Regions from separate parts of the Homo sapiens genome. Here all the other regions are linked to region 1. Evidence: chromatin contacts called from ENCODE Hi-C or POLR2A ChIA-PET data. All regions are on one chromosome and are shown on one strand. The core of a region is the stretch at or near the end of the contact, and the rest is flanking DNA. Distances in the headings are between cores, read along the strand shown. Region 1 holds the start of ZNF107 (zinc finger protein 107). Region 2 has its middle 11 kb from the start of SNORA15B-1. Region 3 holds the start of ERV3-1 (endogenous retrovirus group 3 member 1, envelope).

Region 1 (3,606 bases), core at 503-3,002:
GTTTTCCTCTCAATACCAGCATCTGATTGGCTGACCAGCAATGTACCTCTGAGAAATGGAAGTCGGGTTGAGTGAACACAATCTTAATGCCTCAAAGGGTTAGCTTTCCAAAGGAAGGGTATACCAGGAGATTCCTCTCAGCCCCAGGGCATCCACCTGCTCCCTTGAGAGGCTACACTCCAACCTCAGATTGTCCTCTGTCTCCCATTCCCAGATACCCAGAGTTCCATTCCAGGCCAGGAGCTGAAATTTACTAGAGATTCTAGCATACACAGCCACAGTTGATATCTTGATTTATCCCCAGACAGTACTGAAACCCAGGACCAGGAGAAAACCGAAAGGTGGCTGAGGACACATCACCCTGTAAAGTTTCCAAAGGGAAACCTTGACCCAAAAACATTCTGATAAGATCTCTGCGCCTAGGGAAGATAAAAGGAAAATAGGCACAGACTTTTTTTTACAATACAGTGTCAGGGGATTATTTTTTGTTTTCTTCTCATTGGAAATATTTTCAAACAGCAAACAATTTGTTTAAAGTGCCACCCAATAATTTGTCAACAATGATTAATTAAAATACAGTATCTAAAATGTACACTAAAGGACAAATAGTTGATAATGTGAATTAGGGAGGGGAAGCTGGGATTTGGGAATGTCAAAGGAAACTGGAAATTTAGCATTTTACTGAAAGTCAGTTAGGCTAAAAGAATGGGGAATAGGGAGTAGTCTTGAGACCCTGCTTGAGACACGTGAAAGTTGCAGGGGAAAATCTGTCCCCTGTGGAGTGTGAAAATAACTAAATGGCAGGCAATTAGACTGAGGTGGCTCTAGTCCCAGGGTTTTTACTTTTTAAAAAATCTAACTCAAATGCTTTTTTTTTGTAAATTACTACATTGGGGAAAACAAAATTTAGACTTAATCAACCATGAACTGCCAATTAAGCTCTGATTACGTGACCAGAAAATTTCCACCTTCATCTAAAACTAAGAAACTACGTAACTCTACCTAACCAATTATTGAGTTTGCTTTCCTTTATCATGCACCTTCTAAAAGTCTTTTCTTCAAGCCCCTCCCATGGAAAATAAACTACAAACCACAGCTGGGTGCTCTATAATTCTTCAATTACTCTTTGATTAAATTCTTTAACATTTTTGTGGTGACTTCCATAGATTTTTAAGAGAAAAAAGATGGACTAGGAACCCCACAGACTAAAGCTTTTCCCATTCATGAACCCCGCATCCCGAGTCAGGATTCTCCCCTGATGACCCTCCCGGCATCCCTGCACAATCGGGGAGAGATGCCGCGCTGCGGGTGCAAAGCCGCCCGGAGAGGGCTCCAGGCCAGGGCACAGTCACTGAGCAGGGAGGAGACAGGACGCCCAGGGTCCCGGCTGTCAGCCCAGCCGCCATCTTACGGCTGAAGGGGACTGAGGACCGAGCTGCGCCAAGGAGAACTCGGGGCCGCGGGGGACTGAGGGCCGAGCTGCGCCAAGGAGAACTTGGGGCCGCGGACTTTGGAGGCCCGAGTCCAGCCACAGCCACTTCCGATCGGTTCCAACCAGCCCCTCCCCCTCTCTCGGGATGTCGGACCCAGCACTCTCACCATTTCTAGGTTTCCAGGGAGTCCCGGCGTCTTAGCTGTGGATCTCCCAATATCTGCAGGTCACAGGGACACAGAGGCTGGGCCTCTAGGAGCAGAGGACACTGAGCAGTGAGGAGGAGAGCAGGAGCTCCGGCTGCAGCCAGAGACAAAGGCCCCGCCAAATCCCGGAAGCCGTCCTGTCCGCTCCAGCTGCGTGCCTGATTGGACGGTTCCCAGCCCAGCAGTCCTGATTGGATAACGTTTGCTGCCCTGCTCCCTCAGGCCCTGAGTGACAGAAGCTGTGCTCAGATGCTGGGCTGGAAGAAGATAAAGTGAAACCTAAGCTGCAGCCTTTTCAGGCAGGGCTCCTCCCTGAGTTGAGCCAGGTCCACCCCAGAAGGCATTTGCATTTAACCTGTATATAAAGTCATATGCATTTATAAATAATATATTATGTGGCTATTCACACATGAAAATAATATAACAATTATTTTAAAATTCCAGATTTTATGCCCTTTCTGAATTCTGGTCCTTTGAGCAGGCCGATTGAGAGTTTAAAAAGGAGGCAATCCTCTGAAATAAAACGTGAGCCACATGTGTATTCTAAATTTTCTAGCAGTCAAACTTCAAGAAGGAAGAAGAAGGCCAGGCGCGGTGGCTCACGCCTGTAATCCCAGCACTTTGGGAGGCCGTGGTGGGCGGATCACGAGGTCAGGAGATCGAGACCATCCTGGCTAACACGGTGAAACCCCGTCTCTACTAAAAATACAAAAAATTAGCCCGGCGCGGTGGCGGGGGCCTGTAGTCCCAGCTACTCGGGAGGCTGAGGCAGGAGAATGGTGTGAACCCAGGAGGCAGAGCTTGCAGTGAACCGAGATAGTGCCACTGCACTCCAGCCTGGACGACGGAGTGAGACTCCGTCTCAAAAAAAAAAAAAAAAAAAAAGGAAGGAAGAAGAAACAGGTGGAATTCATTCTAACCATTTAATTAACCCACTATATCAAAAATATTATATTAATATCTGAGCAATATGTAATTATTAATAAAGTGTGTATATTTTTGGAACTAAATCTTTAACTCTGTATTTTACCTTTCTAGCACATCGCAGTTCTGACCAGCCACATTCCGGACACCCAGTAGCCATACATGGCCAATAGCTGTCACATTAAAGTGCAGCTTTGACAACAGGGGTTTGAAGGGCCTGAACATTCCTTTTCTGCCAGAGGTGAGGGAAGAGCCTCTCCCTACCAACATCTCTCTTCAGTTCTGAGGTGGAACAGACCGTGGCCATAAAAAGAGCAGAGGACAGCAGGAATAAAATAACCTAAGGTTGTTAAGAATTAATGTAATTAATATGTATATAATTAAAACTACTAGATGTATGAAAAACAATTCTGCATAGAGAATGTATAAACAAAAGTAAAATATGCTTTTAAGGAAGAAAGTTAGAAACATTTTATCTAGTTTGAAATTACTTAATGATTGTTTCAAATTGAAAAAAGAAAAAACCAAAAATATAATATAAAAAGTTGAAAAATTTATTATAATAGACTATAAAATATTTATGAAAATCTACAGTAGCCAAAAATGACACATTTGATGGATTTATTTATAAGGTTTTATTAAAGTTAGCTTTAGTATTAATAATACAGTAATACAAAAGTAAAAGTTGATTTTCTTTTGAACAAAAATTTTACATATCAATATGACATAGTACAATATTTTTGTCCACCTTTTGAATAAATTTTAAAATAAAGAAAGTAAAAAAGAGAATTTTTCTCATGCAGTCTTTCTCAGGTTTTTTGACTGGAAAACTGAATCTCCTGTATCAAACAGTAAATGATTTTGTTTTTAAAATCTTTTAATTATCACTTTGGATAAATAAATGACTATTATTTTATGGTGATCTGTGGTCCTATTTTAGTGAAGTGTTTTAACCCTATGACATATTTGACAGGCTTCCCAACATCAAATTTTGCTTTAAAAGTGTCTTTTTTTTACACCCCAAACTTTTGGATGCTATAGAGT
Region 2 (3,606 bases), core at 812-3,311, 420 kb before region 1:
CAAAATTCAAACATACATAAACAAGGGAAGCTGGATAATTTTATGTTCAAATACTTTTAACAAGTGCAAAATGTATATGCTTAAAGAAATAGGGTTGGCCGGGCATGTTGGCTTATGCCTGTAATTCCAACACTTTAGGAGGCCAAGGCAGGCAGGTCACTTGAGGTCAGGAATTCAAGACCATCCTGGCCAACATGGTGAAACCCCATCTCTACTAAAAATACAAAAATTAGGCTGGGCGCGGTGGCTCACACCTGTCACTTTGGGAAGCTGAGGTGGCCGGATCACCTGAGGTAGGGAGTTCAAGACCAGCCTGACCAACATGGAGAAACCCTGTCTCTACTAAAAATACAAAATTAGCCAGGCATGGTGGCGCATGCCTGTAATCCCAGCTACTCGGGAGGCTGAGGCAGGAGAATCGCTTGAACCCGGGAGGTGGAGGTTGCAGTAAGCCGAGATGGCGACATTGCACTCTAGCCTGGGCAACAAGAGCGAACTCCGTTTCAAAAACAAAAACAAAAAGATATTAGCCAGATGTGGTGGCGCCTGTAATCCCAGTTATTCAGGAAGCTGAGGCAGGAGAATCGCTTGAACCCAGGAGGCGGTAGTTATGGTGAGCAGAGATCATGCCACTGCACTCCAGCCCAGGTAACAGAACAAGACCCTGTCTCAAAAAAAATAGGGCTACATTATTTATGAAACAGATACTGTTGACTCAGTCACCAGAAAGTGAAGGTCGCCAACATCAGACAAATTCACTGGAGGACCTATGTATGTGCTTTGAAAGACAACACTGCTTTGGTAAAGAATACTGTATTTCAGAAAAACATAATCATATTAACAACTAATAACACTGTAAAATGCTGATGTGTTGAATGCTACTTTAGAAAAACATGTTCAAGTCTAGGAAAAAGATTTCCGATAGAAAACTACGTATCAATTACCTAGCTAGCTAGCTATCTAGAGACAAGGTTTCATTCTATTGCTCAGGATGGAGAGCAGTGGGATGACCATAGCTCACTGCAGCCTTCAGCTCCTGGCCTCAACTTATCCTCCTGCCTCAGCCTCTTAAGTAGCAGGGCCACAGGTGGACACAGGTACACCTGGCTTTTTTTGTTTGTTTTGTATAAACAGGGTTTCACTACATGGCCCAGGCTGGTCTCAAGCTCTGGAGTCTTGCTCTGTCGCCCTGACTAGGGTGCAGTGATGCTTCTCGGCTCACTGCAACCTCCGCCACCTGGGTTCAAGAGATTCTCCTGTCTTAACCTCCTGAGTAGCTGGGACTACAGGCATGCACCACCATGCCCGGCTAATTTTGTATTTTTAGTAGAGATGGGATTTCTCCATGTTGGTCAGGCTGGTCTTGAACTCCCAACCTCAGGTGATCAGCCCGCCTCAGCTTCCCAAAGTGCTGAGATTACAGGTGTGAGCCACCGCGCTCGGCCTAATTTTTGTATTTTTTTGTAGAGACTGGGTTTCACCATATTGGCAAGGATGGTCTCAAACTCCTGACCTCAGGTGATCCACCCGCCTCGGCCTCCCAAAGTGTTGGGATTACAGGCGTGAGCCACCGCACTTTCTTATGTTATTAAATAGCCTAGCCCAGGAGGGTGCGGTGGCTCACGCCTGTAATCCCAACAACTCTAAAGGCCAAGGTGAGAAGATCGCTTGAACCCAGGAGTTCGAGACCGGCCCGGGCAACATAGCAAGACCCCCCCATCTCTACGAAAGATACAAAAATTAGGCCAAGCGTGCACCGCGCCTGGCTAATCTTTGTATCTTCCGTAGAGACGGGGTTGCGTCATGTTGCCCAGGCGCATCTCGAACTCCTGAACACAAGCCATCCTCCTGCCTCGGCCTCCCAAAGTGCCGGGATAGCACGGCCCAGGCAGCCTCATGTGTTCTTTAAGCAGTCCCTCCCGGTTGTACACTTGCATAGTTTTCTTTTTTATTTTTTTATACAGGGTTTACCTCAGTCTCGCAGGCAGGAGTGCTGTGGTGAGATCACAGATCATTGGAGCCTTGAATCTTGGGGTTCAAGTAGCTGGGAGGCTGAGGTTGGACTACAGAGGTGGGGTTGCGCCATATTGCTAGGCTGCTCTTGGCCTGAAGGGATCCTCCTTCCTGGCCACGCCCGGACACATAGTTTTCCATTTTTGACCGACATAAATACTGTGCTGGGTGGGAGTTTGTCAACTACCCCTTTCCAGCCAGCAACACACAGGAACTGGCGGGGAGGTCGCGGTTACCAGGCTCCACTCTGAGAAGACTGCCCAGCTCCAGGCACTGTACAGCCCTTGTGACGTGACAGAAGGCCCGCCCCTGTGACGTCACCGAAGGCGCCCCCCAAGATGTCGCAAAGGCCCGCCCCTCACGCAGAGCCAATCGGAACTCCAGGTGCTGGGTCTTCCAGGAGAGCGCCTGCGCGGGAGGGTGACCACAGGCGGCCGGGCGGGATGTCCTGTCCGCCGTCTTCAGCCCAGCCGCCACCACCCATAAGCTATGAGGAGGAGTTTACGACCACCTGGACTACTACCACCTGCGTGACTTCCCGGCCTGAGGGGTCCGCGCAGCAAAGGCCTGACGCTGCTGGAGCAGGCGCTGCGCACCTACCGGCTGGCGCCTGGTAGGCACGAGTGCAGGGTCGCCCAGAAGCTCCTCAATGGCCGGCGCAAGTGCCAGCCAGCGCCAGCTGCAGCCCTGGCCGCGCACTCGCCTCAGCTGAGCCTGGGTATGTGCACCCCCCAACACTTCCCCCAGCCATGTTCCCGGGACCTCGGGAGCGTCCCCCACCGCCCGGTGCCATTCGTGCTGGGCAGGGTCGGCCCCCTTTGAGGCTGCCCCGCGTTAGGGAGCTGCACCGCACCCCCACCAGCTTGACCTCTGACTGCCGTTGCAATAGCATTAAAGCCTTTGGAACTTTGTAGGTGGGTAGAAGGGGCTAGGAAACGAAGAAAACATCTTTTTAAAAATTTATATAAGGGACTGGCCGGGTGCGGTGGCTCACACCTGTAATCCCAGCACTTTAGGAGGCCGAGTGGGTGGATCACCAGGTCAGGAGTTGAAGACCAGCCTGGCCAGCATGGTGAAACCCCGTCTCTACTAAAAATACAAAAATTAGCTAGGCGTGGTGGCGGGCGCCTGTAATCCCAGCTACTCGGGAGGCTGAGGCAGAGAATTGCTTGAACCCGGGAGGTGGAGGTTGCAGTGAGCCGAGATCGCGCCATTGCACTCCAGCCTGGGCAACAAGAGCAAAACTCCGTCTCTAAATAAATAAATAAGATTTTCAAGGCGAGGCATGGTGGGTCACACCTAAATAAGTAAATAAATAAATAAAATGGATTTTCGGCTGGGCATGGTGGCTCACGCCTGTAATCCCAGCACTTTGGGAGGCCGAGGCGGGCGGTTCATGAGGTCAGGAGATCGAGACCATCCTGGCTAACACGGTGAAACCCCGTCTCTACTGAAAATACACACAAAAAAAAATTACCCAGGCGTGATGGCGCGCGCCTGTAGTCCCAGCTACTGGGAAGGCTGAGGCAGGAGAATGGCGTGAACCCGGGAGGCATAGTTTGCAATGAGCCGAGACCGTGCCACTGCACTTCA
Region 3 (3,606 bases), core at 1-2,500, 340 kb before region 1:
TTGAACTCGTGAGCTCAAGTTATCCTCCCAGCTCAGCCTCCTGAGTAGCTGGGACCACAGGTGCACACCAACACGCCTTGCTAACTTTTATTTTTATTTTTGAGACACAGTCTCGCTCTGTCACCCAGGCTGGAGTGCAATGGTGCGTTCTTGGCTCACTGCAACCTCCACCTCCTGGGTTCAAGTGACCCTCCTGCCTCAGCCTCCCAAGTAGCTGGAATTACAGGTGCACGCCACCAGGCCCAGCTAATTTTTGTATTTTTATAGAGACAGGGTTTCACCATGTTGGCCAGGCTGGTCTTGAACTCCTGACCTCAGGTGATCCGCCCACCTCAGCCTCCCAAAGTGCTGAGATTACAGGCGTGAGCCACCGTACCCAGCCCATGGCTAATTTTTAAACTTTTTTGTAGAGATGGAGTCTCACTATGTTGCCCAGGCTGGTCTCAAGCTCCTGGCTTCAAGCAGTCCTCCCACCTCAGCCTCCCAAAGTGCTGGGATTACAGGCATGAGCCACCATGCCCAGCCGCAGAAGGGCAATTATTACACAGTGACAGTGGAAGGAACAGAGACACAGTCGGTGGATGGTGGGAAGATAAGAACATTCACTCTGAGGGCTTCTAGTAACGTTGGAGAAGTGAGCATCAGCTTAGCAGAAGGGAGGGAGGGAAGGAAGCACAGGAGGTTTGAGGAGAGAGAGAGAGGAAGTATGAAATCAGAGCTGCACTTCAATGTGGTGGCTATTGGCCATGTGTGGCTACAGGATAGCTGGAATATGGCTGGTCTGAACTGCGATGTGCTAGAAAGGTAAAATACAGGGTTAGATTTAAAGATTTAGTTCCAAGAATATATACACTACATTAATAATTACATATTGCTCCTATACTAAAATAATATTTTGGATATATTGGGTTATTAAATGGTTAGAATGAATTTCACCTGTTTCTTCTTTCTTCTTAACTACTAGAAAATTTAGAATTCACACATGGCTCACATTTTATTTCAGACGGTTGCCTTACAAGGCAAATGCCGTCTGGGGAGGGCCTGGGTCAGCTCAGGGAGGAAGCTCTGCCTGAAAAGGCTTAGGGTTCACTCTACATTCAGCCCAGCATCTGAGCACGTCTTCTGTCAATCAAGGCCTGAGAGGGTGGGGCCCTAAACATTATCCAATCAGGGACGCTGGGCTGGGACCCGTCCAATCAGGCACTCAGCTGGAGCAGACAGGACGGCTTCCGGGTTTGGTGGGGCCTTTGTCTCTGGCGGCAGCCGGAGCTTCTGGTGTAGTCTTCACTGCTCTGTGTCTTCTGCTCCTAGAGGCCCAGCTTCTGTGGCCTCGTTACCTGCAGGTATTGGGAGATCCACAGCTAAGACGCCAGGACCCACTGGAAGCCTAGAAATGGTGAGAGTGCCGGGTCCGACATCCCGAGAGAGGGGGCGGGGCTGGTTGGAACTGGTGGGAAGTGGCTGTGGCGGGACTCTGGCCTCCCCGCAGCTGGCTCCAAAATCCGCGGCCCCGAGTTCTCCTTGGCGCAGCTCGGCCCTCAGTCCCCTTCAGCCATAGGATGGCGGCCGGGCTGACAGCTCGGACCCCGGGCATCCTGTCTCCTCCCTGCGCAGTGACTGTGCCTTGTTCTGGAGTCCTCTGTGGGCAGCTCTGCCCCCACTGCCGCAGCTCTCCCCGATTGTGCAGGGACCACTGGACGGTCGTCAGGGGAGAATACTGACTCAGGATGCAGAGTTCATGAATGGGAAGAGCTTTGGTCTGCGGGGTTCCCAGTCCCCCTTTTTTTCTATTAAAAATTTGTGGAAGTCTCCGCAGAAATATTAAAGAATTTAATTAAAGAGTAATTCAAGAATTGTAGAGCACCAAGCTATGTTTTGTAGTTTGTGGTTTATGGAAGGGGCTTGAAGAAAACACTTTTATAAAGTGCATGATAAAGGAAAGCAAATTCAATAATTGGTTAGGTAAAGTTATGTAGTTTCTTAATTTGTACGATCAAGGTGGAAATTCCCTGGTCATGTAATGAGAGGTTAATTGGCAGTTTATAGTTGGTTAAGCCTGAATTTTATTTTCCCCCAATGTAATACTTTAGAAAAAAATCATTCGAGTTAGATTTTTTTGCAAGTAGCAACCCTAGGACTGGAGCCACCTCAGTCTAATTGCCTGCCACTTAATTATTTTCACACTCCACAGGGCACTGATTTTCCTCTGCATTTTTCACTTCTGTCTCAAGCAGGGTCTCAAGACTTCTCCCCATTTCCCATTCCTCCAGCCTAACTCTGGCTTGCAGTAAAATACTAAATTTCCAGTTCCTTCTGACATTCCCAAATGCCAATTTCCCCTCCCTAATTCACATTATCAACTATTTGTCCTTTAATGTACACTTTAGTGTACATTTTAGGTACCATATTTTAATTAATCATTTTTTGACAAAGCATTGGCTGGCATTTTAAAAAAGATTTGTTTTCTGTTTGTAAAGATTTCCCAAGAGAAGAAAGCAAAGAATAATCCCCTGACACTGTATTGTAAAAAATGTTCTGTGCCTCCTTTCCTTTTATTGCCTCTAGCCACAGAAACCTTATCAGAATATTTTTGGGTCAGGGTTTCCCTTTGGAAACTTTATAAGGTAATGTGTCCTCAGCCACCCTTCAGTTTTTTCCCTGGTTCTGGGTTTCAGTACTGTCTGGGGATAAATCAAGATATCCACTGTGGCTGTGTATGCTACAATGTCTAGTAAATTTCAGCTCCTGGCCTGGAATGAAACTTCGCATATCTGGGAATGGGAGACAGGACAGCCTGAAGTTGGAGTGTAGCCTCTCAAGGGAGCAGGTGGATGCCCTGAGGCTGAGAGGAGTCTCCTGGGGTACTCTTCCTTTGAAAAGCAAACCCTTAGAGAAGTTAAGATTGTCTTCAAGCAACCCGGGTTCCATTTCTCGAAGACACATTGCTGGTCAGCCAATCAGATGGTGGTAATGAGGGAAAAACAAATAATTACTGCCACCTGGATTCTCCAAGAATTATGAAAGAGAAAATAGTATCCCAAAAGACAAAAAAAAAAAAAAAAAAAAAATCAAACCTGGCCCCAGTGAGATGGTGCAGCAACTTGCAAAGTGAAATGCACCTTGGGGCACTCAATGGGGCCTAGTACAGTGTCTCTGGAGAGGGTGGTCACTGAGCACTTAAGTGAGCAGGATGGGGGTGGGAGAATCTCTCAAGGGATTGGGTGGCCTGACTTGACATATGAGTCAAACACATCTGTTTTTTAATGAGCACCGTAGCTCCCTGGGTTTGTCACCTTGAAAAGGTTTGTTCACTTATTTTGACTACAGTTTTTTAACTGTAACTTGCATTTTATTAGTAGGGCTTAAAAGGTAAGAAAATATTTACAAAGGGCATAAAAGAGGTGGGGCTCAGAAGAAAATAAATATCTAATCCTATATTCCATTCTTAAGAATACTCATTTAAGGAAGACTCTGTCTCAAAAACAAAAACAAAACTCATTTACCTTTTTCTTTCCCAGACCGAGTTTAGAAATTTTCTCAGGTGTGTGTTTTTGTTTTTGTTTTGTTTTGTTTTGAGACGGAGTTTTGCTCTTGTTGCCCAGGCTG

What was found. Hi-C counts contacts between places; a loop is a spot of excess contacts on that map. ChIA-PET counts read pairs that join two places held with the same protein, here RNA polymerase II (POLR2A). Pooled maps may share reads with other maps.
Region 2: a loop to region 1 is called in a map of B cell, with 18 times the contacts of the local background. The contact joins the enhancer-like site here to the promoter of ZNF107 in region 1. A Hi-C loop is called at or near these places in 1 of 168 maps with a recorded cell type or tissue (B cell), 3 of 37 single-sample maps with no recorded cell type and 10 of 50 pooled maps.
Region 3: a loop to region 1 is called in a map of CD8-positive, alpha-beta T cell, with 25 times the contacts of the local background. The contact joins the promoter of ERV3-1 here to the promoter of ZNF107 in region 1. A Hi-C loop is called at or near these places in 7 of 168 maps with a recorded cell type or tissue (B cell, CD4-positive, alpha-beta T cell, CD4-positive, alpha-beta memory T cell and 3 more), 23 of 37 single-sample maps with no recorded cell type and 20 of 50 pooled maps. POLR2A ChIA-PET finds 5 or more read pairs at or near these places in 16 of 52 experiments (CD4-positive, alpha-beta T cell, CD4-positive, alpha-beta memory T cell, CD8-positive, alpha-beta T cell and 11 more).

What each region holds. Positions count from the first base shown.
Region 1 is chr7:64,664,279-64,667,884 of GRCh38, reverse strand. It overlaps ZNF107 (zinc finger protein 107), which reads right to left and starts at 1,752. Exons shown (of 4, transcript NM_001282359.2): 1 at 1,600-1,752. The coding sequence starts at 1,602. RefSeq lists enhancers at 1,425-1,544, 1,565-1,714, 1,865-2,014.
Region 2 is chr7:65,080,072-65,083,677 of GRCh38, reverse strand. No RefSeq gene overlaps it. Among named protein-coding and RNA genes, the nearest start is that of SNORA15B-1, 11 kb to the right of the region's middle. RefSeq lists an enhancer at 2,189-3,083. Within about 2 kb of position 2,061, at least 29 of the 41 ENCODE cell types and tissues checked have a DNase peak (open chromatin) inside an H3K27ac peak, as active enhancers do; they include B cell, where a contact is called at or near this core.
Region 3 is chr7:65,004,331-65,007,936 of GRCh38, reverse strand. ERV3-1 (endogenous retrovirus group 3 member 1, envelope) reads left to right here and starts at 1,250. Exons shown (of 2, transcript NM_001007253.4): 1 at 1,250-1,396. ERV3-1-ZNF117 (ERV3-1-ZNF117 readthrough) reads left to right here and starts at 1,191. Exons shown (of 4, transcript NM_001348050.2): 1 at 1,191-1,396. RefSeq lists a silencer at 990-1,159 and an enhancer at 1,260-1,319.